Linked DNA regions of Homo sapiens: region 2 is linked to region 1. A link is an interaction called in ENCODE POLR2A ChIA-PET data of the cell type or tissue named here. Cell type or tissue: endothelial cell of umbilical vein. All regions are shown on one strand. Links, peaks and the distances in the headings refer to the core of each region. The heading gives the core; the rest is flanking DNA.

Region 1 (15,251 bases), core at 3,976-11,975:
GATTTTGAATTAAAGGGACCAACCTCGCAAAGGAACAGTACATAGTGGAAAAGGGAAGAGATAGACGTGATATCACATCTGGCTAGACGTGATAAACTCCGCTTTTTAAAAAAATTTCCCCGGCCGGGCGCGGTGGCTCATGCCTGTAATCCCAGCCCTTTGGGAGGCCGAGGCGGGCGGATCACTTGAGGTGAGGAGTTCGAGATCAGCCTGGCCAACATGGTGAAACCCCGTCTGTACTCGGGAGGCTGAGGCAGGAGAATCGCTTGAACCTGGAAGGCAGAGGTTGCAGTGAGCCAAGATCGCGCCACTGCACTCCAGCCTGGGCGACAGAGCGAGACTCCGTCTCAAAAAATAAAAATAAAATAAAATAATCCTCCCTCTTCTGGAGTGCTCCTCCTAGTGGCTGATTTTGGACAGGCCAAATCCCTGAAAAAATACAGTTCTCTCCTTATTTAGATGTGGCCGTAGAATATTTATAAGTAAACTCTGTGCCTTTTAAAAACTCTTCTTTTTGGCCGGGCGCAGTGGCTCATGCCTGTAATCCTAAACACTTTGGGAGGCCGAGGCGGGAGGATCCTTTGAAGCCAAGAGTGCAAGACCAGCCTGGGCAACATAGGGAGACTCGATCTCTATTTGAAAAAACAAACAAAAACCCTCTTTTTCCTGACCACATCTATTGGCCAGTTGTAAAATGACCCAGCCTTACTTTAAAATATGCTCCGCCTCCAGGAACAGCTATGGAATGGTTAAAGACATCATTGCTTTTGGCTGTTTACAAGACGGTTCCAATTTTGGAATTGTCCCCACCTCTGTGGACAGCCATTGGCTGGGTCCAAAGGGGCCCCACCCCCCCTACTCCTGTCCTCCGGGTTCTACTGAAGTGGGCAAAATCCCCGAGAAGCAGCGGTGTCCCCAGCCTCTCACTCGGAGCCGATATGGGGAGTAAAGGTGGGCTTGCGGAACGGGCTGGACGGGGGCTGAGGTCGGCGGAACGGGGTCCAAACTCGCCCTTATCTCCTGCACATCCGGAGCATTTTTATTACTGATCTGCTTCCGCAGCGCTGCAGGCTGGGGCTAGGGGGCCGAGGGGCAGTATAGGGAGGACCCAGAGGGAGCATGGGGTCCCTTCTCCTTCGAGCCAGCACTTTGGGGCCCAGGAGCAGGGAGGACCCCCTCCCCCAGCCTCGGCCCCAGGCAGCGCTGTCACTCAGGGGCCAGACGGGCCAGAACAGCTGCGGGGAGGCCCCCTCCCCCCAGCGTGCCTAAACTTAGCCCCCGCCTCAGGCGACCTGGCCCCTCCCCCATCCACCGGCGCCGGCCACTAGGAGCCTGCCTGGGAGGGCCCTGCTATGGGGAGGGAGGGGCTGCCCTATTTGGAGGTAAATGAGAGGAGATGCATTGGAAGGAGACGGAAGTGAGGGGTGAGCCTCTAAGAGGGACCGGTCGGAGGGGTCAGTTGGAGGGAGTGTGGGAGGATAGAGAGGATCTGGAAAGAAATAGAAAGGTACTGAGTTCCTGGTTTTCAGGACTCAAAGGAAAGCAGATTACTAAAGTTTCTTTTTCTTTTTAAGCCACAGAGTCTCCCTCTGTCGCCCTTTCTGGAGTGCAGTGGTGGGATCATAGCTCACTGCAGCCTCCAACACCTGGGCACAAGTGATCCTCCCACCTCAGCCTCCCAAGTAGTTGGGACTAGAGCCACAGGCCACCACGCCCTGCTAATTTTCTTATTTTGTTTGTAGAGACAGGGTCTCACTATGTTGTCCAGGCCTCAGGTGATCCTCCCGCCTCGGCCTCCCAAAGTGTTGTGATTACAGGAGTGAGCCTAAAGTTTAGACAGATGAGATGAAGGTTGGGGTACAAAGGTCACTGGTCAGGGCTGAGGTTGGGTTTAGGAGGTGTGTTTTAGGGTCTCAGAAAGGGGTCAGAAATTTGAGTTAGGCCCTGGAAAGGAGTATGGCGTGATTAATACATTTAGGACTTAGAAACATGTGTTGCTAAGGGTATCAAGGGGATATCACTTTACACCTGACAGATTGGCAAAAGTTAAAAAGAACTGCAACCCACTGCAGGGCAGGATGCTGGGAAAAGATCTTTCTCTTGCTTCTTGTGGAAATAAGAACTGTTATGGTCTTACTAGTAAGCAGTGTTTCAAAATTTATGACATTAAAAAAATATATATGACCGAGCGCGGTGGCTCATGCCTGTAATCCCAACACTTTGGGAGGCCGAGGTGGGAGGATCACTTGAAGCCAGGAATTCAACCTGGGCAACATAGCGAGACCCTATCTCTACAAAACATTTAAAAATTAGCCAGGTTTAGGAGGTCGAGGTGGGCAGATCACAAGGTCAGGAGATCGAGACCATCCTGGCTAACATGGTGAAACCCCGTCTCTACTAAAATACAAAAAATTAGCCGGGCATGGTGACGGGCGCCTGTAGTCCCAGCTACTCGGGAGGCTGAGGCAGGAGAATGGCGTGAACCCGGGAGGCAGAGCTTGCAGTGAGCTGAGATCGCGCCACTGCACTCCAGCTTGGGCAACAGAGCGAGATTCTGCCTCAAAAAAAAAAAAAAAAATTAGCCAGGCCAGGCATGGCAGCTCATGCCTGTGATCCCAGCTAGTTGGGAGGCTGAGGCACAAGAATCTCTTGAACTCGGGAGGCAGAGGCTGCAGTGAGCTGAGATCATGCCACTGTACTCCAGCCTGGGTGACAGAGGAAGACTTTGTCCAAAAAAAAAAAAAAAAAAATTAGCACGATATCGTGGTGCCACCTGTAGTCCCAGCTGCTAGGAGGCCGAGGTAGGAGGTTTGCTTGACTCTGGGAGGTAGAGGCTGTAGTGAGCCATGATCACGCCACTGCACTCCAGCCAGGGTGACAGAGTGAGACTCTGCCTCTAAAAATAAAAAAAAAAAAAATGTGGCCGGGCGTGGTGGCTCACGCCTGTAATCCCAGCACTTTTGGAGGCCAAGGTGGGTGGATCACCTGAGGTCAGGAGATCAAGACCATCCTGGCTAACACGGTGAAACCCCATCTCTAACTAAAAATAACAAAAAATTAGCCAGGCATGATGGCACATGCCTGTAATCCCAGCTACTCGGGAGGCTGAGGCAGGAGAATCGCTTGAACCCGGGAGGTGGAGGTTGCAGTGAGCCGAGATTGCACAATTGCACTCCAGCCTGGGCAACAAGAGCGAAACTCTGTCTCAAAAAAAAAAACAAACAAACAAACCAAGGTCAGGCGTGGTGTCTCACGCTTGTAATCCCAACACTTTGGGAGGCCGAGGTGGGAGGATTACTTGAGGTCAGGAGTTCGAGACCAGCCTGGCCAACATGGTGAAACCCCATCTCTACCAAAATATAAAAAATTAGCCGGGTGTGGTGGAGCCCTCCTGTAATCTCAGCTACTCAGGAGGCTGAGGCAGGAGAATTGCTTGAACCCAGGAAGCGGAGGTTGCAGTGAGCCAAGATTGTGCCATTGCACTCCAGCCTAGGCAATAGAGCGAGAATCCGTCTCAAAAAAAATAAAAACAAAAACAAAACACACACACACACACACACACACACACACACACAGACACACAACCAGTCCACCCAGCAATTCCACCCTGGGAATCTGTCTCAGAAATAGTCACTCCAGGAGGTGAGAATATCTGTTGGAGGATGTTGCTTGCAGCCCTGCTTGCGGTGAAGGGGTTAGGAAACAAACTGAATGACCCAGCAATAGGTACATGGTTAAATAAAATGAATGAGAGCACAGGAGCACAGCCACAACACAGAATACTATGCAGCTCTTTAAAATAATGAATTAAGGCCAGGCGCGGTAGCACATGCCTGTAATCCCAGCACTTTGGGAGGCCAAGGCGGGTGGACCACGAGGTCAGGAGTTCGAGACCAGCCTGACCAACATGGTGAAACCCCGTCTCTACTAAAAATACAAAAATTAGCCGGGAATGGTGGCACATGCCTGTAATCCCAGCTACTTAGAAGGCTGAGGCAGGAGAATCGCTTGAACCAGGGAGGCGGAGGTTGCAGTGAGTCGTGATTGCGCCACTGCACTCCAGCCTGGGCAATAGAGAAAAAAATAAAAATAAAATAAAATAATTTTTAAAAAATTGCAAATCGGGCTGTGTGCTGTGCCTCACACGTATAATCCCAGCACTTTGGAGGGCTGATGCAGGAGGATAACTTGAGGCCAGGAGTTCGAGACTAGCCTGGGCAACACAGTGAGAGCCACCTACCTCTAAAAACAGAAACAAAAACAAAAATTAGCTGAGTGGTGGTGCACACCTGTAGTCCCAGCTACTGAGGAGGCTGACGTGGGAGGATCACTTGAGCCCAGGAGATCGAGGCTGCAGTGAGCTATGATTGCACCACTGCCTCCAGCCTGGGTGACAGAGTGAGACCCTGTCTCTCAAAAAAAAAAAAAAAAAAAGGAAATCAGGTTATGCTCAAACAGGTGTGTCGAGAAGTCATTTTCAGCTGTAGGACAGGGAAAGGGAGGTGAGGAGACCAGCCAGGTCAGGTACAAGCCCTGATGCCCCCCACCCCTCCACAGTGGCGGACCTGCTGTACTGGAAGGACACGAGGACGTCAGGAGTGGTCTTCACAGGCCTGATGGTCTCCCTCCTCTGCCTCCTGCACTTTAGCATCGTGTCCGTGGCCGCGCACTTGGCTCTGTTGCTGCTCTGCGGCACCATCTCTCTCAGGGTTTACCGCAAAGTGCTGCAGGCCGTGCACCGGGGGGATGGAGCCAACCCTTTCCAGTGAGAACCCCCGGCCCCTGACCTGAGCCCCTGTCCTGACCCTAAAGCATGACCCACGACCTCAAATCAGGCACCGACTCCCACCCGGACCCCGACTCATCTTGATCATTTTTCATCCCGATCCCCTAACCTACCCTTCAATCCTAATCTCTGATCCTAACCTGGTACCCTTCATCCTCGATCCCTTCCCCTGACCCTGACCCTGACCCCAGCCCTCTACATATGATTCCTCTGAGCTGCCCCTCAGTCCTAACTCTGGTCTTCTCCCAACCGCCATTCCTCTCCCTTGTTTCAGCTGCCCCTGCACCAGTCTGAGCTGGTCACCCACTGAGTCGCCCCACACTCCTTTGTCCCCGCAGGGCCTACCTGGATGTGGACCTCACCCTGACTCGGGAGCAGACGGAACGTTTGTCCCACCAGATCACCTCCCGCGTGGTCTCGGCGGCCACGCAGCTGCGGCACTTCTTCCTGGTAGAAGACCTCGTGGATTCCCTCAAGGTGGCCTGGAGCTCTCAGCCCCTCCTGGGTTCCCCCATTCACCTCTGCATGGCTAGGGGGTGGGAGGGCGACTGTTGGGTAAATTCACAGCATGAGAGGGAATTCCCGGTGGGCTCTGCTGACCCTGACCTTCACCCCCAGCTGGCCCTCCTCTTCTACATCTTGACCTTCGTGGGTGCCATCTTCAATGGTTTGACTCTTCTCATTCTGGGTGAGCTGGGAAGGCCGTAAGGGGCAAATGGGGACTTGGAGTCTGGTGGGGGACAGGGCTCCAGATGGAACTGTTCATCTCTTGGGAACACCCTGACGCCCCCATCTCTGTACCCACAGGAGTGATTGGTCTATTCACCATCCCCCTGCTGTACCGGCAGCACCAGGTGAGTGTGACACCCTCAGTTGTCAGCACCCCAGCTAAACATGGGGGTCTGACCATCTCCTTCCAGAACCGGGGTCCCATTGACAGATGTCCCGGCCAGACACAGGTGTCCTGGCTGCAGCACCTTCCCAATACAACCAGAGTCTAAGTAACATGTCTTATCAGCATCAGCCAGGGACAGGCTTTTTGTTTGTTTTTGTTTTGTTTTGGGTTTTCTTTGAGACAGAGTCTTGCTCTGTTGCCCAGGCTGGAGTGCAGTGGTGTGATCTCGGCTCACTGCAACCTCCGTTTCCTGGGCTCAAGCAAGTCTCCTGCCTCAATCTCTGAGTAGCTGGGATTACAGGCATATGGCCACCGTGCCCGGCTAATTTTTGTATTTTTAGCAGAGACGGAGTTTTGCCATGCTGGCCAGGCTGGTCTCAAACTCCTAACCTCAAGTGATCTGCCCACCTTGGCCTCCCAAAGTGCTGGGATTACAGGCGTGAGCCACTGTGCCTAGCCTTTGCTGCCTTTTTTTTTTTTTTTTTTTGAGATGGAGTCTCGCTCTGTTGCCCAGACTGGAGTGCAGTGGCACGATCTTGGCTCACTGCAGCCTCTGCCTCCCAGGTTCAAGCGATTCTCCTGCCTCAGCTTCCCGAGTAGCTGGGATCACAGGTGCCTGCCACCATGCCTGGCTAATTTTTTGTATTTTTAGTAGAGACCGGGTTTCACCATGCTGGCCAGGCTGGTCTCCAACTCCCGACCTCAGGTGATCTGCCCGCGTTGGCCTCCCAAAGTGCTGAGATTGGCCTTCACTCTTGATTTTAACTGACATGTCAGTTAAATGCTACTGCATTCCAGCCTGGGTGACAGAGCAAGAGTCTGTCTCAAAAAAAAAAAAAAAAAAAACCAAAAAATAAAAAATAAAAACATAAAAATAAAATCAAGAGTGGGATGGCTGTTGCCCACAAGACTGACATTAGCAGGACTGCTGACATCCATCCTATCCAGAGACAGGCGGATGGACTGACAGCCCCTTCTCCAGCACAGCTGGGAGCCACATGATAATATGCCCTGCCAGTTAGTCCTAACTCTGTCCTTCACAGGCTGGAATCACCAAGACTCACAATTAAACTGTATTTAAATCAGGCCAGGCACAGTGGCTCACAACTGTAATCCCGGCACTTTGGGAGGTTGAGACAGGAGAATTGCTTGAGGCCAGAAGTTCAAGACCAGCCTCGGCAACATAGTAAGACCCCCATCTCTACAAAAAGGTTAAAAACTAGCCAGGTGTGGTGGCACACACCTATAGTCCCAGTTACTCTGAAAGCTGAAGCAAGAGGATGAGTTGAACCCTAGGAGGTAGAGGCTGCAGTGAGCTGTGATCATGCCACTGCACTCCAGCCTGGGCAACAGAGCAAGACCCTATCTAAAAAAAAAAAAAAAAAAAAAAAAAAAAAGGCTGGGCATGGTGGCTCACGCTTGTGATCCCAGCTTTGGGAGGCTGAGGCAGGCGGATCACTTGAGGTCAGGAGTTCGAGACCAGCCTGGCCAACATGGTAAAACCCTGTCTGTATTAAAAATCCAAAAATTAGCAAGGCTTGGTGGTGTCCACCTGTAATCCCAGCTACTCGGGAGGCTGAGGCAGGAGAATCGCTTGAACCCGGGAGGCAGTGGTGGCAGTGAGCTGAGATTGCACCACTGCAGTCCAGCCTGGGCCACAGAACAAGACTCCGTCTCAGGAAAAAAAAAAAAAGAAAGAAAGAAAAAGAAAAAAAAAAGAACAAGAAAAAAATAAATAAATAATCCAAAAATTAGCCGGGCATGTTGGTGCACACCTGTAATCCCAGCTATTCGGGAGGCTGAGGCAGGAGAATCGCTTGAACTCAGGAGGCTGAGGTTGCAGAGAACCGAGATCATGCCACTGCACTCCAGGCTGGGTGACAGAGCGAGACCCTGTCTCAAAAAAATAAATACAAATAAATAAATAATTTTTTAAAAAACACGAGTATATAAATCAATCCACTCAGGGACTCGGTGACCAATGCCAGTGCCTTCTGTTCTCACCCTACCCCACAACACACACGTATGCAAACTCACTCAAAGATTAACCATCGTGCCCAGGACACGGCCTCACTGCCAGATACTTGTGCGTTCCACCTGACATCACTCTCCATACAGAGTATGGCCCAACTCACTGACCCTATAACTGGCATCTCTGGCATCTAATGTATTCTATGAAGTTTAGAGCCGGGGGTGGCGTGGTGGGCCACTCTTCACAACTCCTAATTTGGAGGTTGGGGAGGAAGCAGCCTCCTATGTGACTAAAGAGAAGAAACCCCTCCAATCCCTTCTTTCACCTTTCTTTGGTCTCCCCAGGCTCAGATCGACCAATATGTGGGGTTGGTGACCAATCAGTTGAGCCACATCAAAGCTAAGTAAGAGCATGGGGCGGAGGTCGATGGGAGGGGGAAGTGGGGGAGCTTGGGAACCTTTCCTTTCTACTCTCGCTGTCCGCAAATCTCCTGGGGTAATGTCCCCTTGAAAAGGCTGAGGAGGCAATTCCAATGTAGGCCACTAGGTGGAGGGCAGGAGCTGGCTTCGGGCTCTTGGTCAGTTTCCCACCCAGCTTTCCCCGTTGTCCCCAGATGCCCACCCCGCGTCTCTTGCCCCACCTCGTGATCCCACCTGTTTCTCCTTCAGGATCCGAGCTAAAATCCCAGGGACCGGAGCCCTGGCCTCTGCAGCAGCCGCAGTCTCCGGATCCAAAGCCAAAGCCGAATGAGAACGGTGTCTCTGCCCGCAGGACGCCTGCCCCCAGCCCCCGCAGCCCTCTGGCCCCCTCCATCTCTTGTCCGTTCCCACCCACCCCCCTCCTCGGCCCGAGCCTTTTCCCGGTGGGTGTCAGGATCACTCCCACTAGGGACTCTGCGCTAATTACCTGAGCGACCAGGACTACATTTCCCAAGAGGCTCTGCTCCAGGAGTCCAGGAAAGACGAGGCACCTTGGCCGCGGGGCCTGCTGGGACTTGTAGTTGCCTAGACAGGGCACCACCCTGCACTTCCGGACCCGCCGCTGGAGGCGCCGTGAGGCGTTGGTGTCTCCTGGATGCTACTAGCCCCAACGCCGGGGCTTTGCATGGGGCCCAGGGGAGGCCTGAGCTTGGATTTACACTGTAATAAAGACTCCTGTGGAAAACCCGAGGCCTCTTGTGCTTCCAGAACCCTCCAGTTGTTCACCTTTCTGCACTGAAAGGCACTTAAGTGACACTCCAGGAGAACCTTCCCCATCTCTGGAGAAGGAGCTCCCTCTGCCATCTGTGTAGGTTATGAAATGATTGAGGGGAGGCCGGGCGCAGTGGCTCACGCCTGTAATCCCAGCACTTTGGGAGGCCGAGGAGGGCGGATCACTTGAGACCAGAAGTTCAAGACCAGCCTGGCCAACATGGTGAAACCTCATCTCTACTAAAAATACAAAATTTAGCCGGGTGTGGTGGTGCATGCCTGTAATCACAGCTACTCGGGAGGCTGAGGCATGAGAGTCGCTTGAATCTGGGAGATGGAGGTTGTAGTGAGCCAAGATTGCGCCACTGCACTCCAGCCTCGGCGACAGAGCGAGATTCTGTCTCAAAAAAAAAAAAAAGAAAGAAATGATTGAGGGGAAGATGCTGACAGACCACCCATTCCAGGGTTAGCCAAGCCTTGGCAGCCACTTCCCATGCCTGTGCTCAAGGCAGACATCACTAATGGATCCCACACCCTGCCTACTGTGCAGCCACCTCAACTGAGCCCAAACCCACGTGTCCAACGGCCTCTGGATGCCCCTTCCACCCTAAATCTAACCAAACGTCTTCTTCATCCTACCTGATTTCCAACTCAGAGATGTTTTCACTGCCCACGGTGTCACCAGGCCAGACACCCAGGTATGGCTCTGGACTTCTACACACTCACCTCCCACAAACAATCAGTCACAATGCTGTGTCTATCCTGCCTCACAAACTTCTCTCATCCACCCACGTCTCCCCACCCTGATTGCCTCGGGAACAAATACAGGGCCTCCCTGGACTTCCAGTTTCAACACTAATCTGAGGCCTGGCATGATGACTCACATCTGTGATCCCAACACTTCGGGAGGCCAATGTGGGAAGATCACTTGAGGCCAAAAGTTCGAGACCACCCTGAGCAACATAACAAGACCCCCGTCTCTAAAAAAAAAAAAAATTTATCCGGGCGTGGTGGTGCATGCCTGTAGTCCCAGGTACTTGGGAGGCTAAGACAGGAAAATTGCTTGAGGCCAGGAGTTCGAGGTTACAGAGAGCTATGATCACACCACTGCACTTCAGCCTGAGTTACAGAGGGAGACCCTGTCTCTAAACAAAAACAAAAACAAAACACAAAAAAACTACATACTGGGCGTAGTGGCTCACGCCTGTAATCCCAGCACTTTGGGAGGCCAAGGTGGGCAGATCACTGAGGTCAGGAGTTCCAGACCAGCCTGACCAACATGATGAAACTCCATCTCTACTAAAAATACAAAAATTAGCTGGGTGTGGCGGCGCATACCTGTAATCCCAGCTACTCGGGAGCCTGAGGCAGGAGAATCACTTGAACCCAGGAGGCAGAGGTTGCAGTGAGCCAGGATCATGCCGCTGCACTCCAGCCTGGGCAACAGGGCGAGACTCTATCAAAAAACAGCAACAACAAGAACAACAACAAAAAAGACAACTAAACTCGGAAAGGATGAAGCAAAGGGACCCGTGGGGAGACTGGGAGAACACTGAGGTCTAAAGATCCACAGACTTGGGTTTGAATCCTGGCTCTACTACCCCTTCGCTGTATGACCTTGAGCATATGACTTCATCTCTCAAAGCCTCAGTTTCCTCAAATGGAAAACTTATTAGGCCGGGCACGATGGCTCACGTCTGCAATCCCAGCACTTTGGAAGGCCAAGGAGGGAGGATCACTTAAGGCCAGGAGTTCGAGACAAGTTTGGGCAACATAGACCTCATCTCTACAAAAAAATTAAGTAAGAAAAAAAGAGGCCAGGTGCAGTGGCTCACACCTGTAATCCCAGCCTTTGGGAGGCCAAGGAAGGTGGATCACCTGAGGTCAGGAGTTCAAGACAAGCCTCGCCAACATGGTAAAACCTCGTCCCTACTAAAAATACCGGATGTGGTGGTGGGCACCTGTAAGACCAGCTACACGGGAGGCTGAGGCAGGAGAATCACTTGAACTAAGGAGGTGGAGGTTGTAGTGAGCTGAGATTGTGTCACTGCACTCCAGACAGGGCGACAGAGCAAGACCCTGTTTCAAAAAAAAAGAAAAGAAAAAGAAGAAAACTGTCAACCATAACTATACCTACATGTAAAGCCCTTGGCATTGGGCCTGGCATATAATAAATGCACAGTAAGGAGTTATAATATTGTTTCCCAAACCTCAGTCATTCCCCACATGACCTTCATCTTTCTACAACCTGTTCTGCTATTTATCTAATATTTTTCTTGAAAATTGGTTTAATATTTAATAATATAATAACAAATGTATTTTAAGAAGAAAGGTTACCTTGCCACCAGAAACCAGTATTGCTTGCCAGAAATAGAAGACAATAGTAAAAATAAACACAAAAATATTGACGTTTAAAATGTTTGTGCAGCCAGGCGCAGTGGCTCACGCCTGTAATCTCAGCACTTTAGGAGGCCAAGGCACGTGGATCACCTGAGGTCGGGAGTTGGAGACCAGCCTGACCAACATGGAGAAACCATGTCTCTACTAAAAATACAAAATTGGCCGGGCGTGGTGGTGCATGCCTGTAATCCCAGCTACTTGGGAGGCTGAGGCAGGAAAATCGCTTGAACCCGGGAGGCGGAAGTTGCAGTGAGCCGAGATCACACCACTGCACTCCAGCCTGAGCAACAAGAGGGAAACTCCATCTCAAAAAAAAGCCGGGCTCGGTGGCTTACGCCTGTAATCCCAGCACTTTGGGAGGCCGAGGCGGGCAGATCATGAGGTCAGGAGATCGAGACCATCCTGGCTAACACGGTGAAACCCCGTCTCTACTAAAAATACAAAAAAATTAGCCGGGAGTGGTGGCGGGCGCCTGTAGTTCCAGCTACTAGGGAGGCTGAGGCAGGAGAATGGCGTGAACCTGGGAGGCAGAGCTTGCAGTGAGCCAAGATCGCGCCACTACACTCCAGCCTGGGCGACAGAGCGAGACTGCGTCTCAAAACAAAAAACCAAAAAAAAGAAACAAAAAAAAAAAAAACTCACTTGTTCGTCATACACACGTCACATATTAGGAGACAGATAACGGTGTTCCAAGGAGTCCTTACATCCTCAGAATTTGTATACAGAGGTGCCTAGCAGCAACTATCTAATTAAAACAAAGAGGGTTTAGGGGATATATCTTGAATCTGGATTTGCCAAGCAGAGGGAATACTTTTTTTTTCTTTTTTTCTTTTCTTTCTTTCTTTTTTTTTTTTTTGAGACAGAGTCTCACTATGTTGCCCAGGCTTGTCTCTAACTCCTGGGCTCAAGCTATCCGCTCATCTCGGCCTCCCAAAGTGCTGGGATTACAGCGCCTGTCCAAAACTTTCTAAAGATACTCTTAGTTAAACTTCCCATAAGACAAAATGTTTATTGATCTATCACAAAAAGTGGTGGAAGAGGGTCTGATTGAGATTTTGGGTCTGGGAATGACTAAAGCCTCCAAGCTCAAAACAGATTGAAGACTGAAACGGCCTTTATTGGCCAGGTGTAGTGGCTCCCGCCTGTAATCTCAGCACTTTGGGAAGCTGAGGCAGTTGGATTACCTGAGGTCAGGAGTTCAAGACCAGTCTGGTGAACATGGTGAAACCCCGTCTCTCCTAAAAAAACAAAAAACAAAAATTAGCCAGGTGTGGGGGCAGGCGCCTGTAATTCCAGCCAAAAAAAAAAAAACTTTTTTTTTTTTTTTTGACAGAGTCTTGCTCTGTCGCCCAGGATGGAGTGCAGTGGCACAATCTTGGCTCACTGCAACCTCAGCCTCCTGGGTTCAAGGGATTCTCCTGCCTTAGCCTCCCGAGTAGCTGGGATCACAGGTGTGAGCCACCATGCCTGGCTACTTTTTGAATTGTTAGTAGAGATGGGGTTTTACCATGCTTGCCAGATGGTCTGGAACTTCTAATCTCCTGTGATCCACCCACCTTGGCCTCCCAAAGTGCTGGGATTACATGTGTGAGCCACCGTGCCCAGCAGAAACAGCCTTTACTGAGCTCCTCCCAGTTGCCTCAGCCAGTGTCAGAATTTTATATCATGATTTCTCCAGTGAGATCAGTTGTACTAGTCTGGTTATACAAATGAGAAAACTGAGGCTGAAAGAAGGATAGTGAGGCCAGGTGCTGTGGCTCACGCGTGAAATTCCAGCACTTTAGGAGCCCAAGGCAGAAGCATCACTTGAGGCCAGGAGTTCGAGGCCAGTCTGGGCAACAAAGTGAGGCCCCTGTTTCTACAAAAAAAATTAAAATTAGCTGGGCGTGATGGTATATGCCTGTCATCCCAGGGAGGCTGAGGCAAGAGGATCACTTGAGCTTGGGAGGTCGAGGCTGCAGTGAGCCGTTTTTGCGCCACTGCATTCCAGCCTGGGTGACAAAGTAAGATCCTGTCTGGAAGAAGAATGAAAAAAAGACAGTGATGATATTCTTTTATTCATTCCACAAACATTTACTGAACATCTGCTATGTTCTCAAGCACTTTTTAGGCACTAGAGATACAGCAATGATCAAAAATAAAGTGCATAGTTTCATGGTGCTGATATTCTACAGAAGCAGACAGACGGTAAGCAAATAGACACAGAAAATGGCAGGTGGTGATCAGAGTGGTGGGGAAATGTCTAGCAGGGTAAGGGGATAGAGTGACAGAGCTCGCTTTTTAAAAATTTTTATTTTATTTATTATTATTATTACTTTTATTTGGAGATGGAGTTTTGCTCTTTTCACCAAGGCTGGAGTACAATGGCACCATCTCAGCTCACTGCAACCTCTGCCTCCCCGGTTCAAGCGGTTCTCCTGCCTCAAACTCCCGAGTAGCTGGGATTACAGGCGTGAGCCACTATGCCTGACTAATTTTTGTATCATTCGTGGAGACGGGGTTTCACCATGTTGGCCAGGCTGGCCTCGAACTCCTGACCTCAGGTGATCCACCCGCCTCGGCCTCCCAAAGTTCTGGGATTACAGGCCCTGAGCCACCGATCCCAGCCACTAGCTATTTTATTTATTTATTATTTATTGAGACGGAGCCTCGCTCTGTCCCCCAGGCTGGAGTGCAGTGGAGCAATCTCAGCTCACTGCAAGCTCCGCCTCCCGGGTTCACTCCATTCTCCTGCCTCAGGCTCCCGAGTAGCTGGGACTACAGGCGCCCGCCACCACGCCCAGCTAATGTTTTGTATTTTTAGTAGAGACAAGGTTTCACCGTGTTAGCCAGGATGGTCTCCATCTCCTGATCTCGTGATCCACCCGCTTTGGCATCCCAAAGTGCTGGGGTTACAGGCGTGAGCTACCGCGCCCGGCCGCCACTCGCTATTTTAAACTGGGATCAGGGAAGGCCCCACTGAGTGCTGGTCACTCAGTGAGTTTTTGGTATTGACATTTGATCAGATGACAGAGTGAAGGGAGGCGATGAGCCATGGGAACATGTGAAGAGGAGATCCAGGCTAGGGGATCGGCAAGCACAAAGTCCCTGTGGTGGTAGCATGATCCATGTGTGCAGCAAGACATCTGTGTGCCTAAATCCAATAATATCCAAGGGAAGAGGAGTATGTGAGACAGGGTCAGAGGGACCAAAGGGGCTGGATTACAGGGATTTGTAAAGCAGGGTGAGTACTTTGACTTTTACTCTGAAATGGAAGTCATGGGAGAGTTTCATGCAGGAGAATGGTATTGTCAAAGAATCACTGACTTAGAATATTGAATAATTTTTCGTGATGAGTACACCTAAAAGCCCAGATTTCACCACGATGCAATCAACATATGCATGTAGAAATCGGCACCTGTACCTCCTAAATATGTAAAAATTTAAGAAAAAAGAATCACCTTTTTTGTAATAAAAATTGTAACACAAGTTCGATTTCCCTAAGTGGATGGGCTGTTTTAACCGGAATATGGTACTATCCGTTTCTGAGTCTGTCTCAGTTTCTCCAACCATAAAACGCAAGTGCAGAAATTGGTTATGTCTAGTGTTTAAACTCAATCGGGACAGGATGTCTGTCGTCACCAGCACCGAGACAGTTCCTGGGACTCAGTAGACGCTCAATAAACGTTTGAATGAACGCGGAGCTCCATCGGCCTACGCAATTCCATAAAAGAACAGCAGGTGTCGCACCAGCCCTATAGCCGCCTGCTCAGAGCCTTTGGGGCCAGGGTGAATCAGACTCTAACAGGAACCCACTCACCACTCCTCCGCAGAAAGAGAATTCGGAATTTTCCGAGAAGGCGCTTCTGAATGCCGAATCATGAATCTCTCCTCTTAAAAAGCTGACTTTTCATTTTGGAAAAAGGGGGTCCTGGGCCCTTTAACAGCTTGCCAGGTGCTCAAACGCTGCTTCCCAGAATGCGTGGCGCTATGTAAATGAGACGGTTTGGGGAGCGAGGATGATTCATA
Region 2 (15,251 bases), core at 2,947-10,946, 260 kb after region 1:
CCCAACTCCTGCCTGTCTCCCCTCTCCCTACTGTAGGCTCAGACCCGGGCTGCCCTTCTCCGTGTGCTGCAGGAGGACGAAGAGCACTGGGGGAGCCTGGAGGACCAGCCCAGCAGCCTGGCCCAGGATGTGTGTGAGGTAGGAGGTGGAGGGAGGCTGGGGGATGGGCTGGATGGAAAGTGGGACCTTGCCCCTCCTCACCTCTTCTTGTCGCCCTGGACCTCACAGCTGCTGGAAGAGCACACAGAGCGAGCACCCCGCATCAGCCAGGAGTTTGGGGAGCGGATGGCCCACTGCTGCCTAGGCGGGCTGGCAGAGTTCCTGCAGAGGTAGGGGAACCTGGGAGCACAGGTTAGCTCTGCTGGGGGTTGGGCATCAGGGCCTGGGATCCAATAGAGAGAGGAGAGATGAGAGGGAGTCACCTGAGGACAGGTAGAGTGCCACCGCAGGGATGGTGGCTTTGGCAGGCTGGGTGCCCACGAGGGACCCTGACCCAGTGGCGCCCTATCTGTCCCCTTTCCTCCCACCAGCTTCCAGCAGCGTGTGGAGCGATTCCATGAGAACCCAGCAGTCCGGGAGATGCTACCTGACACCTATATCAGCAAGACCATCGCCCTGGTCAACTGCGGCCCCCCACTGAGGTGAGGGCATCCATGGTGTGATGGAGGGAGGACCAATCCAAGGTGGAAGCTGACCTGGGATGCCCGGATCCTGGGTGGGGATTGCAGAACTGACTCAGGGGAGTCTGAGCATGGGACCTTAGACGCATAAAATCTGGGAGTCCTTGAAACAGCCATAGCACCACAGAGCATCCGAATATTGGAGTGTTCGAATTACAGAATCCTAGACGCCGGACTCAAGACTCTAAGAATGATAGATTTTGGCTGGGCACAGTGGCTCATGCCTGTAATCCCAGCACTTTGGGAGGCCGAGGCAGGCGGGTCACGAGGTCAGGAGATCGAGACCATCCTGGCTAACACGGTGAAACCCCGTCTCTACTAAAAAATACAAAAAAAAATTAGCCGGGCATGGTGGCGGGCACCTGTAGTCCCAGCTACTCGGGAGGCTGAGGCAGGAGAATGGTGAGAACCCGGGAGGCGGAGCTTGCAGTGAGCCAAGATCGCACCACTGCACTCCAGCCTGGAAGACAGAGCAAGACTCCGTCTCAAAAAAAAAAGAATGACAGATTTTTTTTTTGCCTTTTTATCCTTTTTGATTAGTTTAACTAAAAAAAAAGAGAGAGAGATGGGGGCCAGGCATCGTGGCTCACACCCGTAATCCCAGCACTTTGGGAGGCCGAGGCGGGTAGATCATGAGGTCAGGAGATCGAGACCATCCTGGCTAACACAGTGAAACCTTGTCTCTACTAAGAATACAAAAAAATTAGCCGGGCTTGGTGGTGGGCACCTGTAGTCCCAGCTACTCCGAAGGCTGAGGCAGGAGAATGGCGTGAACCTGGGAGGCGGAGCTTGCAGCGAGCTGAGATCGCGCCACTACACTCCAGCCTGGGCGTCAGAGCGAGACTCCGTCTCAAAAAAAAAAAAAAAAAAAAAAAGAGATGGGAGTCAGCTGGGCACAGTGGCTCACACCTGTAATCCCAGCACTTTGGGAGGCCGAGGCGAGCAGTTCATCTCAGGTCAGGAGTTCAAGACCAGCCTGGTCAACATGGTGAAACCCCATCTCTAAAAAAATACAAAAATTAGCTGGGCATGATGGCAGGTGCCTGTAATCCCAGCTACTCAGGAAGCTGAGGCAGGAGAATCGCTTGAACCTGGGAGGTGGAGGTTGCAGTGAGCCAAGATCCCGTCACTGCACTGCAGCCTGGGTGACAGAGCGAGACTCCATCTCAAAAAAAAGAAAATAAAAGAGATGGAGGTCTCTCTATGTTGCCCAGGCTGGTCTCGGACTCCCAGGCTCAAGTGATGCTCCTGCCTCAGCTTCCCAAAATGCTGGCATTACAAGCATGAGCCACCTTGCCTGGCCATTCCCATTTCCTATCATTGTAGCAGTCTGTGTTCTTCCATTGCCGAATGGAGAACAGTCCAGACCAAGCACTTTCTGCCCAAATCACAAACACTGGGCGCTTGACCCAGCAGATCCTCTAGGAATGCACCCTTCAGAGGCCAAAAGCTCATGGGATATGACATATGTGCAGGGTTCCTCCCTGGAAAAAATGGAACCAACTGTCCATCTATCGAGGGCCAGTTAAATAAATGATAGGACAGCTAAGCAGTGGAATCCAGTTCAGATGTTAAAAAGGAGCGTGAGAACTCTTCATGCCCTAACGGAAAAGTCTCCAAGCTGTTGAAGGAAAGGGCAGAAGTGGGTATACTATTCTACCATTTGTATTACAAATAATAGTAATCATAATAAATGGCCGGGGCAGGATGCAGTGGCCCATGCCTATAATCCCACACTTTGGGAGGCCAAGGTGGGCAGATCTCTTGAGGCCAGGAGTTCAAGACCAGCCTGACCAACATGGTGAAAACCTGTCTCTACTAAAAATACAAAAATTAGCCAGGTGTGGTGGCGGGTGCCTGTAGTCTCAGCTACTTGGGAGACTGAGGCAGGAGACTCACTTGAACCTGGGAGGTTGAGGTTGCAATGAGCCAAGATCGCGCCACTGCACTCCAGCCTGGGCAACAAGAGCAAAACTGTGTCTCAAAAAAAAAAAAAAAAAAAGAGAAGAGTAAGGGTACAGTTTCAGAGCTGTAGACCATTAGAACCCCAGACTTGGCCGGGTGCGGCGGCTCATGCCTGTAATCCCAGCACTTTGGGAGGCCAAGGCAGGTGGATCACAAGGTCAGGAGATCGAGACCATCCTGGCTAACACGGTGAAACCCCATCTCTACTAAAAATACAAAAAATTAGCTGGGTGTGGTGGTGGGCGCCTGTAGTCCCAGCTACTCGGAAGGCCGAGGCAGGAGAATGGCATGAACCTGGGAGGCGGAACTTACAGTGAGCCAAGATGGCACCACTGCACTGCAGCCTGGGTGACAGAGCGAGACTCCGTCTCAAAAAAAAAAAAAAGAACCACAGACTTTTAGAATGGAGGCCTCCACACTCTCACCCAGAAAGCACCAAGAGAAACTGAGACCCGAAGACACAGAGAGACCCCCCTTCCCTCCCCCAATATACCCTAGACCTCCTAGCCATCCCTCAGCCCCCCAACATCCATGAGTCCCCTGACGTCCCCAGACACCCCAATCCCCAGACACCCCCAACCTGTCAAGCATCCCCTGACCCCTCTCCAGAGTCCCTGACCTTTCTCAGCCCCCCATCTGACCTGTCACCCCTGTGCCCCTCTGATCTACCTAAGGGAAGACAGGCCTAGGCAGTTGGGCTGAGATGTTGGGGTCCCTCAGTTTTGGCTCTGTTGATCCCCACAGAGCTCTGGCCGAGCGCCTGGCCCGGGTGGGGCCCCCAGAAAGCGAGCCGGCCCGGGAAGCATCTGCTAGTGCTCTGGACCATGTGACCCGGCTCTGCCACCGTGTCGTGGCCAACCTGCTGTTCCAGGAGCTGCAGGTGAGTGAGGTGGGAGGCCAGGGTTGGGGCCCATGCCAGGACAGGGAAGCGCTGCCCCCCACCATCCTCCAGTTCCTTTTAGCCCATGGCTCAGTGTTTGGGAAGCAGACAGGGGCGGGGGGCAGGGGCAGTTAAGGCCATGCCTGGGCTGTTGGTGGAGTGGAGAGGGTGCACCCACCGGGATAACAGAGGGCCATCAGCAGGAGGGGGCTTGAGGTTTGGATGGAGCCCCTCCCCACTGAGGTCCCCCAGATCCCTGCTCAGGCTCTCCTAGACCCCAGAGCCCCATACACCCATCTCCTGGTCCTCGTGCCCGCCCTATAGGGGTTCGGTGCAAAGGTGGGTGAGTGAATGTGGTAGGGGGGTGGGAGCACTGAGGAGAGAGACTGCAGGGGGAGTGTGTTCCTGGCCGTAACACAAGCTCAACCCATGTTATACAGTGGAACACTCCCCTTCTCTCTGCTCAGAATCCTCCCACAACTCCCAGCTCACGCAGAGCAAATGCCAAAATCCCACTGTAGCCCCCACAACCCGGCACAATCAGCCCCTTCCCTCACTACTCTCCTTCTCAGACCTCATCTCCTGCCCTGCCCGCCACCCTCCCCCCACTCCTGGCTCTCCCACTAATCCCACTCCAGCCACGCCAGCCCCCTTGCTGTCTCTTAACCCAGCAAGTACATTCCTGCCTCAGGGCCTTTGCACTTGCCCTTCCCTCTGCCTGGAATGCTCTCCCTCTCACAGCCACATAGCTGCCTCTCATGCCTGTTTCAAGTCTTGTTTTGTTTTGAGACAGTCTCCCTGTGTCGCCCAGGCTGGAGTGGAATGGCACAATCTCAGCTCACTGCAACCTCTGCCTCCCAGGTTCAAGCGATTTTCCTGCCTCAGCCTCCCTAGTAGCTGGGATTACAGGCATGCACCACCACGCCCAGCTAATTTTTTTGTATTTTTAGTAGAGATGGTGTTTTACCATGTTGGCCAGGCTGGTCTCAAACTCCTGGCCTCATGTGATCTGCCCACCTCGGCCTCCCAAAGTGCTGGGATTACAGGTGTGAGCCACCATGCCCTGCCTCAAGTCTTGACTCAAATGTCACCTCAGTGCGACCTTCGCTGATTGCCCCATTTAAAACAGAAGCTCTGACTGGGTGCGGTGGCTCACGCCTGTAATCCCAGCACTTGGGAGGCCAAGGTGGGCGGATCACTTGAGGTCAGGAGTTTGAGACCAGCCTGGCCAATATGGCAAAACCCCGTCTCTACTAAAATTACAAAAATTAGCCAGGTGTGGCAGCACACACCTGTACTCCCAGCTACTCTGGAGGCTGAGGCAGGAGAATTGCCTGTACCCAGGGGGCTGAGGTTGCAGTGAGCCAAGATCGCACCATTGCACTGCAGCCTGGGTGACAGAGCGAGACTTCCCTCTCAAAAAACAAAAAAACAGAAGCCCCTAGACCAAACCCCCCTCCCGACTCCCTGCTATTTTTCTCCAAAGCACTTACTGCCACCTGCCATGCTATAGCGGTTGCCACCACGCCACCATGCTAATTTTTGTATTTTTAGTAGAGACGGGGTTTCACCATGTCGGCCAGGATGGTCTCGATCTCTTGACCTCGTGATCTGCCCACCTTGGCCTCCCAAAGTGCTGGGATTATAGGTGTGAGCTACCTCGCCCTGCCTATTTATTTGTATTTCTGGTAGAGACAGGGTCTCACTATGTTGCCCAGGCTGGTCTTGAACTCCTGGGCTCAAGCGATCCTCCTGACTTGGCCTCCCAAAGTGTTGGGATTACAGATGTAAGCCACCACACCCAGCTTGCTATCTTAAATATACAGACTTTATAGCAACAGCAAACACATTCTCAGGACTCACTGTGCCAGGTGCTTGAGAGTATCGGCTCGTTTAATTCTCACTGCAATCCTATGAGATGGGTTGTAGATTCATTTTACAGGTGAGGAAGATGAGACCAGCAAGTGGCAAAGCCCATTGCGAATCTACGGTCTTAGTCTATAAACCACTATGTATGTTTGCTTTTTTGTTTTTGTTAAATTGTTTTTGAGACAGAGTCTTGCTCTGTCACCCAGGCTGGGATTACAGGCATGAGCCACTGTGCCTGGCCTTATAAACCACTATGTATGTTTTGAGGGAGAGAGAGACACAGACAGAGAGAGCAGAAGCAAAAGAAACAGGGAGAGACTGAGAAAACAAGATAGGTGAGGGAGGAAGGAAAGGAGAGAGACTGGGACAGAGGGACAGAGGGAGAGACATCAGAACCAGCTAGAGATAGACTGTGCGTGGTGGCTCATGCCTGTAATCTTAGCACTTTGGGAAGCCAAGGCAGGCAGATCACTTGAGGTCAAGAGTTTGAGACCAGCCTGGCCAACATGGTGAAACCCCGTCTCTACTAAAAATACAAAAAATTAGCCAGGCGTGGTGGCAAGCGCCTGTAATTCCAGCTACTCGGGAGGCTGAGGCAGGAGAATCGCTTGAACGTGGGAGGCAGAGGTTGCAATGAAATGAGATCATGCCACTGTACTTCAGCCTGGGCGACAGAGTGAGACTCCGTCTCAAAAAAAAAAAAAAAAGGAGAGAAAAACAACCAGCTAGAGACATGAAGAGACAGGACACAGTGCTGTGCTCGCATGCCTGTGTGAGTGTGTGAACAGCTGTAGGCTTTTGAGGGAGTGTTTGTGTGTGTGTGTGCGCCGTGTGCATGAGTGTGCATGTGTATGTGAGCATCAGCCAGGGTGGGGACCCTGGGAGAATCACCAGGGCCCAGGCATTATGTGGGTTCCCTCATGCCTTGCTCCATTTTTGGAGGTTCAGAAAACAGAGCTGGCCGGGCGTGGTGGCTCACACCTGTAATCCCAGCACTTTTGAAGGCTGAGGCAGGAGGATCGATTGAGCCCAGGAGTTCAAGACCAGCCTGGGCAACATAATGAGGCCTCTTCTCTACAAAAAATAAAAAACAATAAGCTGGGTGTGGTGGTGGGTGCCTGTAGTCCCAGGTACTTGGGAGGCTGAAGTGGGAGGATCGCTTGATCCCAGGAAGTTGAGGATGTAGTGAGCTGTGTTCACACCGTAGCACTCCAGCCTGGGAGACAGTGCAAGACCCTGTATCAAAAAAAAAAAAAAAAAAAAAGCCCTGCTGGGCACAGTGGCTCACACCTATAATCTCAGCACTTTGGGAGGCCAAGGCAGGCAGATCACAAGGTCAAGAGACCATCCTGGCCAACACGGTGAAACCCCATCTCTACTAAAAATGCAAAAATTAGCCGGGCATGGTGGCACGTGCCTGTAGCCCCAGCTACTCAGGAGAGTAGGCAGGAGAATCACTTGACTGGGAGGCAGAAGTTGCAGTGAGCCAAGATCGCGCCACTGCACCCTAGCCTGGCGACAGAGCGAGATTCCGTCTCAAAACAAACAAACAAAACCCAGCAACACATTAGACATGGTGGCTCTCACCTGTAATCCCAGCACTTTGGGAGGCTGTGAGGTGGGAGGATTGCTTGAGTTCAGCAGTTCAACACCAGCCTGGGCAATATAGTGAGACCCTATCTTTCAAAAAAAAAAAACCACAAAAAAACAAAAAAGAAAACTGGGCTGCTGTCAGGGTGAGAGAGCAGGTGCTGAGGCTGAGCTGAAGAGGGAATTAGACGCCCTCCCATGGATACCATCTTGGGGATATCTCCGAACTTCACATGCCCTGTGTCTACCCAGACTGCAGCCTCTCCCCCGACCCTCCCCCCGCCCCTGTCTCAGGGAGAGACCCACGGCCTGCCCATCTCCAGGGTCTCTGGTGTCCTCCAGATACCTCCCTTCCCTCCCCACAGGTGGTGGTCACTCACTTCATCCTATGAATTCTACCACTTGGATTCTCCTCTTCCCCTTCCTCACCCCCTTTCATCCCCTCCCTATCTCCACTTTCCCCTTTTTTCCAGCCTCCTCCATCATTTCTACCTCAGTCTCGTCTCCTCCCATCTCGGTAAAGCACAAATCTGACCCTCTCCCTCCCCAGCTCAAACTGGCCATGGCTGCCTAGTGCCCTCAGGAGAAAGCTGGGGCTTCTCCCCAAGCCCAGGAGGCCATGTGCAATCCAGCCCTGCCCCAGCCTCACCTCTCCCCTCCCTGTCTTATGCCTGGAATAAACCCCAATGCCAGCTTCAGGGTCGCACAGCTTCCCTCACCCCCAAAACACACACTTCGAAAGGCCCAATCTTGGTTTAATGCTCTTCTGTCACTGTCTTAAAGTTATTATTATTTTTTGTTTTGGGCAGGGGGAAAAAGAGTTTTGTTTTTGTTTCTGTTTGTTTTTTTGAGATAGAATCTTGCTCTGTCGCCCAGGCTGGAGTGCAATGGCATGATCATAGCTCATTGCAGCCTCAACCACCTGGGCTTACATGATCCTCTCACATCAGCCTCCTAAGTAGCTAGGACCACAGTGTGGGCCACCATGCCCAGCTAATTAAACAAACAAAAAAAAATTATAGAGAGGGAGTCTTACTATGTTGCCCTTGGCTCAAGCAATTCTTGAGCCTCAGCCTCCCAAAGTGCTGAGATTACAGGCATGAGCCACTGTGCCCAGCCCTTAATTAATTTATTTATTTATTTTTGAGACAGAGTTTTGCTCTTGTTGCTGAGGCTGGAGTGCAATGGCTTGATCTCAGCTCACTGCAACCTCCGCCTCCCAGGTTCAAGAGATTCTACTGCCTCAGCCTCCCGAGTAGCTGGGATTACAGGCGCCCACCATCACGCCTAGCTAATTTTTTGTATTTTTAGTAGAGATGGGGTTTCACCATGCTGGCCAGGCTAGTCTCGAACTCCTGACCTCAAGTGATCCACCCACCTCAGCCTCCCAAAGTGCTGGAATTACAGGTGTAAGCCACCATGCCTGGCCCCTTAATAATTTTCCAATGAGATCCGCCTGGCCAAAAGACGGTTTTTAAAATGGTGAACTCAATTCATTTGGTGCATTTGCAAGGTGCAATACTTTCCTTCATTTACCAGTGGAAGAAGTTAGAAATTAACTTCCCCCCAAAATCAGCAAATGGCAAACACATTTCCTTGAAAGTCACAGTCGCATATACAGTGCATTCTAGAAAAGAGGGGGCAAGACAGGTTCCACCCACTTTCACAAGTTTCGTCAAATACCGGATCTACTCAAGGGTGGAGAGAAAAGGCAACTTTCAAAAAGGAGGATGTTATTAACTGAGGCATTTACTATACTCCTTCCTAAGAGCTCCAGATGGGGAACATGTTTTCTCAACCAGACCTAGGAAGTGGAATGTGGAAGCAATCCGTCCTCCTTCCCTTAAGGGCTGTGCATAGTTAATGAATTTTAAAAATATGTCTTAAAGTTCTTACTTTTTCTCTTTTTTTTTTTTTTTTTTTTTGAGACGGGGCCTCCCTCTGTTACCCAGGCTGGAGTGCAGTATCATGATCATATTTCACTGCAGCCTGAACTCCTGGGCTCAAGCCATCCTCCCACCTCAGCCTTCTGAGTAGCTGGGACTACAGGCACATGACACCATACCCAGCTAATTTTTATTATTTTTAATTGATTTACTTATTTTTGAGACGGAGTCTTACTCTGTCGCCCAGGCTGGAGTGCAGTGGTGTGATCTCGGCTCACTGCAACCTCCACCTCCTAGGTTCAAGCAATTCTGCTGTGTCAGCATCCAGAGTAGCTGGAACTACAGTTGCACGCCACCGCGCCCGGCTAATTTTTGTATTTTAGTAGAGACAGGGTTGAACTCCTGACCTTAGGTGATCCACCCGCCGCAGCCTTCCAAAGTGCTAGGATTACAGGCGTGAGCCACTGCGCGCAGTCCCAGCTAACTTTTAAATGTTTTGTAGAGATGGGGTCTCGCAATGTTGCCCAGGCTGGTCTCAAACTCTTGGGCTCAAGCTACCCTCCTGCCTCGGCCTACCAAAGTGCTGGGATTACAGGTGTGAACCACTGTGCCCGGCCCTTAATAATTTTTAAATGAAGTCCCCTGTTTTCATCAACCACACTGACCTTTTCGCTGGTCCTCTCCCTGACATGCCCATCTGAAATCTGAACTTTCTTAATACTCACTATTTTCTCCCATTGAGCCACTCCCCCTCCCCCATCCCTCACTTGGCTAAGGAAGATCATCACCAGGGCCTCAGTTCCGGTGTCCCCTCCTCCAGGAAGCCCTCCATGGCTCTATGCTGAGTCAGGCATCCCCTCTGGGCTTCCTAAACCCCTGGGTTCCCGAGTCCCAGCCTTGCCAGCTTTGGGTCATCACTACCTGGGGACCAGTCTCTCTCCCCTTCTGGACTGTGAGTCCAAGGATGCCAGGGCTGGGGCTATCTCTTCCCCTTGTGTTCCCAGCACCGCACAGCCCTGGTTCAACACGGAGCAGGGTTGCAGGAACTTATTCCTAAGTGAAGAGGGAGGGTGGGAGGGAGGAGAGCGTGACCCCCTACTCTGTCCCTGCCAGCCACACTTCAACAAGCTGATGCGCCGGAAGTGGCTGAGCAGCCCGGAGGCCCTGGATGGCATCGTGGGCACGCTGGGTGCCCAGGCCCTGGCCCTGCGCAGAATGCAGGACGAGCCTTACCAGGTGCACCTGCCTGAGGGGAGGGGAGGTGGGGGTGGGGGAAAAGAGGGGAGGAGGAAAGGGGAAAGGGACGGGAAGAGGGGAGATTGGGAGGTTGGGAGAGCCAAGAACGCTCCTGCTGGAGGAAACCCCTCTAAGGTGGGGAGCGGCTCCCTGTGGATGGGAGAGGTGGCCCCTGCCCGGGGTCTGCGGGGAGGCATGTGCGTGGAACTGGGGTGTAAGGCGGGGTGCAGACTGAGTCAGGGCCCCTGAGAGTGGAGCTTGGGGAATGGGGAGAGGCTGGGATGGAGCACCCTTTGGGGACCGGCAGAGACTGTCCGCGGGCTAATTAGGGGGCCAGGGAAGGCATCCTAGGATAGCTCAGGGGCTGGGGACTGGGGCGTGGGCACGGGAAGGGTGCCCATGGGTGCCCGGAGTGGATGTGGGCGAGTGGGGCGGGGGTGGCCTTCAGACTGGCGGGATGGGAGTCCGTGGGGCATGGCTCACACCCCTCGGGTTTCCCTCCTCCGCCTCCAGGCGCTGGTAGCCGAGCTACACCGGCGGGCGCTGGTCGAGTACGTGCGGCCCCTGCTCCGTGGGCGCCTGCGCTGCAGCTCGGCGCGGACCCGCAGCCGCGTGGCCGGCAGGCTCCGGGAGGACGCGGCGCAACTGCAGAGGCTGTTCCGGCGGCTGGTCAGTGTCGGGACGCGGTTGGGGGTGTTTCAGAAACCAGGACAAGGCTTGGCTTCCGAGAATCTCAGGTCCCAAAAGCCAGGGGGAGAGGGGCAGAGCTCAGGACAGAAACTCTCACCCAACTTCGGGTCAATAGCAACCAGTAACTTTGACCGACACCCTTTGCACTTAAAACCTGGCTTTCTTGCTCTGAGAACTCGCCTCTGGGCGCTTTCCTCGGCTGTTAAATAAGGCGAATAATGGTCCCTATCCATTGTTTTGAGGATCAGATTGGTTAATTCCTGTTAAGTGCTTTGGACAGTGCCTGGCTCAGAGTTAAAACTCCTTGCATTACCAAAATTATCCGGGTGTGGTGGCTCACGCCTGTAATCCCAGCTACTTGGGAGGTTGAGGCAGGAGAATCGCTTGAACTAAGAGGCGGAGGTTGCAGTGAGCCGAGATCCTGCCACCACACTCCAGCCTGGAGGACAGAGTGAGACTCTGTCTCAAAAAAAAAAGAAAAAAAAGACTCCATGAACGTACAGAGAAACTACATGCAACAGAAACACAGAAATCCTAACATTTCTAAACCCTGGAATTAAAAACCGCCAGATCTTATTTGTACCCAGTTGTATTCAGCTGGGCTGGAAGGGCCTCATTCAGTCGCTCTTCTTGGAGTTCCAAGCCCGGAGTCCTTGGAATGTTTTCTTTGGAAAATTTTTGAGATAATTGTAGATTCACATGCAGATGTAAGAAAGAATGCAGGGAGCTTCCTTGTACACTTTGTCCAGTCTCCATCCCCGCAAAGGCAAGATTTTGCAGACGTGGAAGAGGTTTGGAGATGTTTCCCAGAGTTCCAAATTACCTGCAAAACTGGGAGGAGATTATATTATGGATTTTTCTCAAATGTGGCCATAGTATGTCTTCTGCTACATTTTATTTTTTATTTTTATTTTTATTCTTTATTTTTGAGACAGAGTCTCGCTCCGTCACCCAGGCTGGAGTGCAGTGGTGCAGTCTCCGCTCACTGTAACCTCTGCCTCTCGATTTCAAGTGATTCTCCTGCTTCAGCCTCCTGAGTAGTTGGGATTACAGGTGTGCACCACCACGCCTGGCTAATTTTTGTATTTTTAGTAGAGATGGGGTTTCACCATACTGGCCAGGTTGGTCTCGATGTCCTGACCTCTAGTGATCCACCCGCCTCGGCCTCCTCCCAAAGTGCTGGGATTACAGGCTTGAGCCACCACCCCTGGTTTCTGCTACATTTTAGAGATGGTATAACAAGCCAGGAGGGGCAGGAATTGGCAGGGTCAATCTTGGGAGGGTGTGACCCCGCACCCTCCCTCCCCTGCAGGAGTCCCAGGCCTCGTGGCTGGATGCCGTGGTGCCCCATTTGGCTGAAGTCATGCAGCTGGAAGACACGCCCAGCATCCAGGTGGAGGTGGGAGTGTTGGTGCGCGACTACCCAGACATCAGGTGAGACACCCCGCCTGGGCCAGGGCTCGCCGTGCCTGGCCGAGGTCTCCTGGCGGCCTTGGCATCCGTCCCTGTGCTTCCTGCCTCCTGAGGGAGGGAGCCGGTGAGCGTGTCTGACGGCCGTTTCCTGCTGGAACCAGGGCATTATTAATAAGATTTCCCTCCTTCTCCTGCCGCCGCTGCTGCCTCCGCCGCCACCGCCACCAGGGCTCACAAACAAACAGGCGGTCACAGGAAGCCCAGGGCAGGGGGGCGCAGGGCTGCCTGGAGGCAGGAAGGGCCAGCCCGCAGGGGAGCCGCAGGGGACTCAGGGACACGCAGGGCACACGGGCGCACACGCACTGGGACAGCGGCAGGCGCAGGCGGCATTCAACTCCTGCCAGGTCACTTCCTTTGTAGGTGACCTTCTCGGAGCCTCAGTTTCCTCATCCGTTCCATGGGGATAGTAGTATTCTCGTCATAGGGTTATTAGGGAAATTTATCATCATCATCATCATCATCATCATCCATGACTATAGTAACAATTCCAGTTCTCACTCAATGAGTTCTTATTTCAGACCTAAATAAGCATCTTACATGCCAACTTTTTTTCTTTTTTTTTTGAGACAGGGTCTCACTCTGTTTCCCTGGCTGGAGTGCAGTGGCACAATCACGGTTCACTGCAGCCTTGACCTCCTGGGCTCAAGCAGCCCTCCCACCTCAGCCTTCTGAGTAGCTGGGACCACAGGCATGCACCACAATGCCCAGCTAATTTTTTGTATTTTTTGCAGAGATGGGTTTCACCATGTTGCCCAGGCTGGTCTCGAACTTCTGGGCTCAAGTGATCTGCCTGCCTCGGCTTCCCACGAATGGGGAAGTGTGAGCCACCGTTGCCCAGCCCATGCCAACTTTATAAGGGGTATTTTGTTGTTGTTTGTTTTGTTTTGTTTTTTGAGACAGAGTCTCACTTTGTCGCCCAGGCTGAAGTGCAGTGATCTCAGCTCACTGCAACCTCTGCCTCCCGGGTTCAAGAGATTATTGTGCCTCAGCCTCCCAAGTATAGGCATGTGCCACCACGCCCGGCTAATTTTTGTATTTTTAGTAGAGATGGGATTTCACCAAGTTGACCACACTGGTCTTGAGCTCCTGACTTCAGGTGATCCGCCTGCCTCTGCCTCCCAAAGTGCTGAGATTACAGGCGTGAGCCACTGCGCTTGGCCTATAAGTAAGGGGTATAATTAAAGCTATTGAAATATCACGCCTAGCAAGTGGCAAAGGTGGAACTTGAACCCAGGCAGTAGACTGGCTCTAAAACTAGTACACCAGATCGGCCGGGCATGGTGGCTCACGCTTGTAATCCCAGCACTTTGGGAGGCCGAGGTAGGTGGATCACCTGAGGTCAGGAGTTCGAGACCAGCCTGGCCAACATGGTGAAACACCGTCTCTACTAAAAATACAAAAATTAGCCAGGTGTGATGGCACACTCCTGTAATCCCAGCTACTCGGGAGGCTGAGGCAGGAGAATTGCTTGAGCCCAGGAGGCGGAGGTTGCAGTGAGCTGAGATCGCGCCACTGCACTCCAGCCTGGCCAACAGAGCAAGACTCTGTCTCAAAACAAACAAACAAACAAACAAACACACAAAAAAACTAGTGTACCAGATCAGCACACCACACCACCATGTGACAGTGCTGGATGGTGGTGGCAGTGGTGGTGGCTGCCGGAGCAACGCCAGTCCTTGCAGTGCTATTTGGGCAGACACATTCTCAGACATACTCAGAGAAACAGAACCCCAGAAAAACAAGGAGTGAGGCATGAGCGGGTTTCAGTTTCAGCACTGAGGGTGGGGGTCCTGGAATTGATTCAGGGTGGTCAGTTCTGATTCTGGGGGATAAGGTCATGTCCTTGGGAAGGCACATATTCCTGGAGTCCCATGGGGTCCCAAGAAGTCCCAGTATTCTTGCTGATGTGGAGTTTCTGAACTTGAATATTGGATCATGAGTCAGAACTTGAATCTGTAGCTAAGTTTAAGAGTTTGCTAGCTGGGTTGGGTTTAGGGGGTTGAGCTTGAGATTAGGAGGTACCTAGGGCTGAGGATTTAGGGGGAGTGGGGTACAAGGTTTCTTTCTTTTTTTTACTTTTGAAATGGAGTCTCGCTGTGTCACCCAGGCTGGACTGCAGTGGCGCGATCTCAGCTCACTGCAACCTCTGCCTCCCAGGTTTAAGGGATTCTCTTGCCTCAGACTCCTGAGTAGCTAGGATTACAAGCGCCTGCCACCACACCCAGCTTTTTTTTTTTTTTAATGTATTTTTAGTAGAGAGAGGGTTTCGCCATGTTGGCCAGGCTGGTCTCGAACTCCTGACCTCAGGTGATCCGCCTGCCTTGGCCCCCCAAAGTGCTGGGATTACAGGCATGAGCCACGGCACCCAGCTGAGAAGGTGAATTTTAATCACGAGCTGAGGCTTGGGGTGAAAAGGAAGATCCCAGGGCTGGTTCTGGGGTTGGTTGTAAGGGGGATTTGGAGATGGTTGGAAGTGAAGTTCTGGAGGGAGCTGGTATGAGGTGAGGGCCTGGGCAAGGGAGCTGATTGGAGGGAAGGCTCTGGAGGGGACACAGAGGCCCCAGAACTCAGGCAATTTCTGGGATAGGTGAGGGGGTCAGGTGGGGTCCACGGCTGGGTTGGGTGTGTGTCTAGAGCTGGGGATCTGCATGCACCTGTCTGTTCCTCTCCCCACAGGCAGAAGCACGTGGCAGCCCTCCTCGACATCCGTGGCCTGCGCAACACAGCCGCCCGCCAGGAGATCCTGGCCGTGGCCCGGGACCTGGAACTCTCTGAGGAGGGAGCCCTGTCACCCCCTCGGGACCGTGCCTTCTTTGCAGACATCCCTGTGCCCCGCCCATCTTTCTGTCTCAGCCTCCCTCTCTTCCTGGGCCGCCTCCCCCTCTCCCGGCTGGCCAGGCCCAGTTTGGCCTGTCTGCCTCGGCCCCGGCCTCCGTCTCTAGCGCGACCTCGGGCCCAGCGCTGAGGGTCACCCAACCGCCG

The links. ChIA-PET counts read pairs that join two places held together with the same protein. Peaks named below come from ENCODE experiments on the same cell type or tissue, not always from the same donor. Only the 100,000 strongest peaks of a DNase experiment are listed, where the experiment ranks them.
Region 2: POLR2A ChIA-PET joins it to region 1 with 5 read pairs; 2 of 35 experiments call an interaction of 5 or more read pairs at or near these places.

Annotation. Positions count from the first base shown.
Region 1 is chr19:45,478,860-45,494,110 of GRCh38, reverse strand. RTN2 (reticulon 2) reads left to right here. Exons shown (of 11, transcript NM_005619.5): 5 at 733-951; 6 at 4,558-4,765; 7 at 5,125-5,263; 8 at 5,405-5,474; 9 at 5,594-5,640; 10 at 7,998-8,056; 11 at 8,322-8,817. The coding sequence ends at 8,403. Among named protein-coding and RNA genes, the nearest start is that of TRU-TCA1-1, 7.8 kb to the right of the region's middle. RefSeq lists a silencer at 1,088-1,327. In endothelial cell of umbilical vein, for the core only: CTCF peaks have their summits at 8,157 (motif pointing right) and 8,712; DNase peaks (open chromatin) are centred at 8,200 and 8,640; H3K4me3 peaks cover 495 bases; H3K27ac peaks cover 210 bases.
Region 2 is chr19:45,213,052-45,228,302 of GRCh38, reverse strand. EXOC3L2 (exocyst complex component 3 like 2) reads left to right here. Exons shown (of 12, transcript NM_001382422.1): 5 at 37-138; 6 at 229-329; 7 at 531-641; 8 at 3,390-3,525; 9 at 9,984-10,106; 10 at 10,620-10,775; 11 at 12,109-12,230; 12 at 14,946-15,251. The coding sequence ends at 15,234. It also overlaps a transcript of BLOC1S3 not described here. Among named protein-coding and RNA genes, the nearest start is that of EXOC3L2, 25 kb to the left of the region's middle. RefSeq lists enhancers at 9,845-10,538, 10,539-11,234, 11,857-12,391. In endothelial cell of umbilical vein, for the core only: no CTCF peak of the experiment used is centred there; no DNase peak of the experiment used is centred there.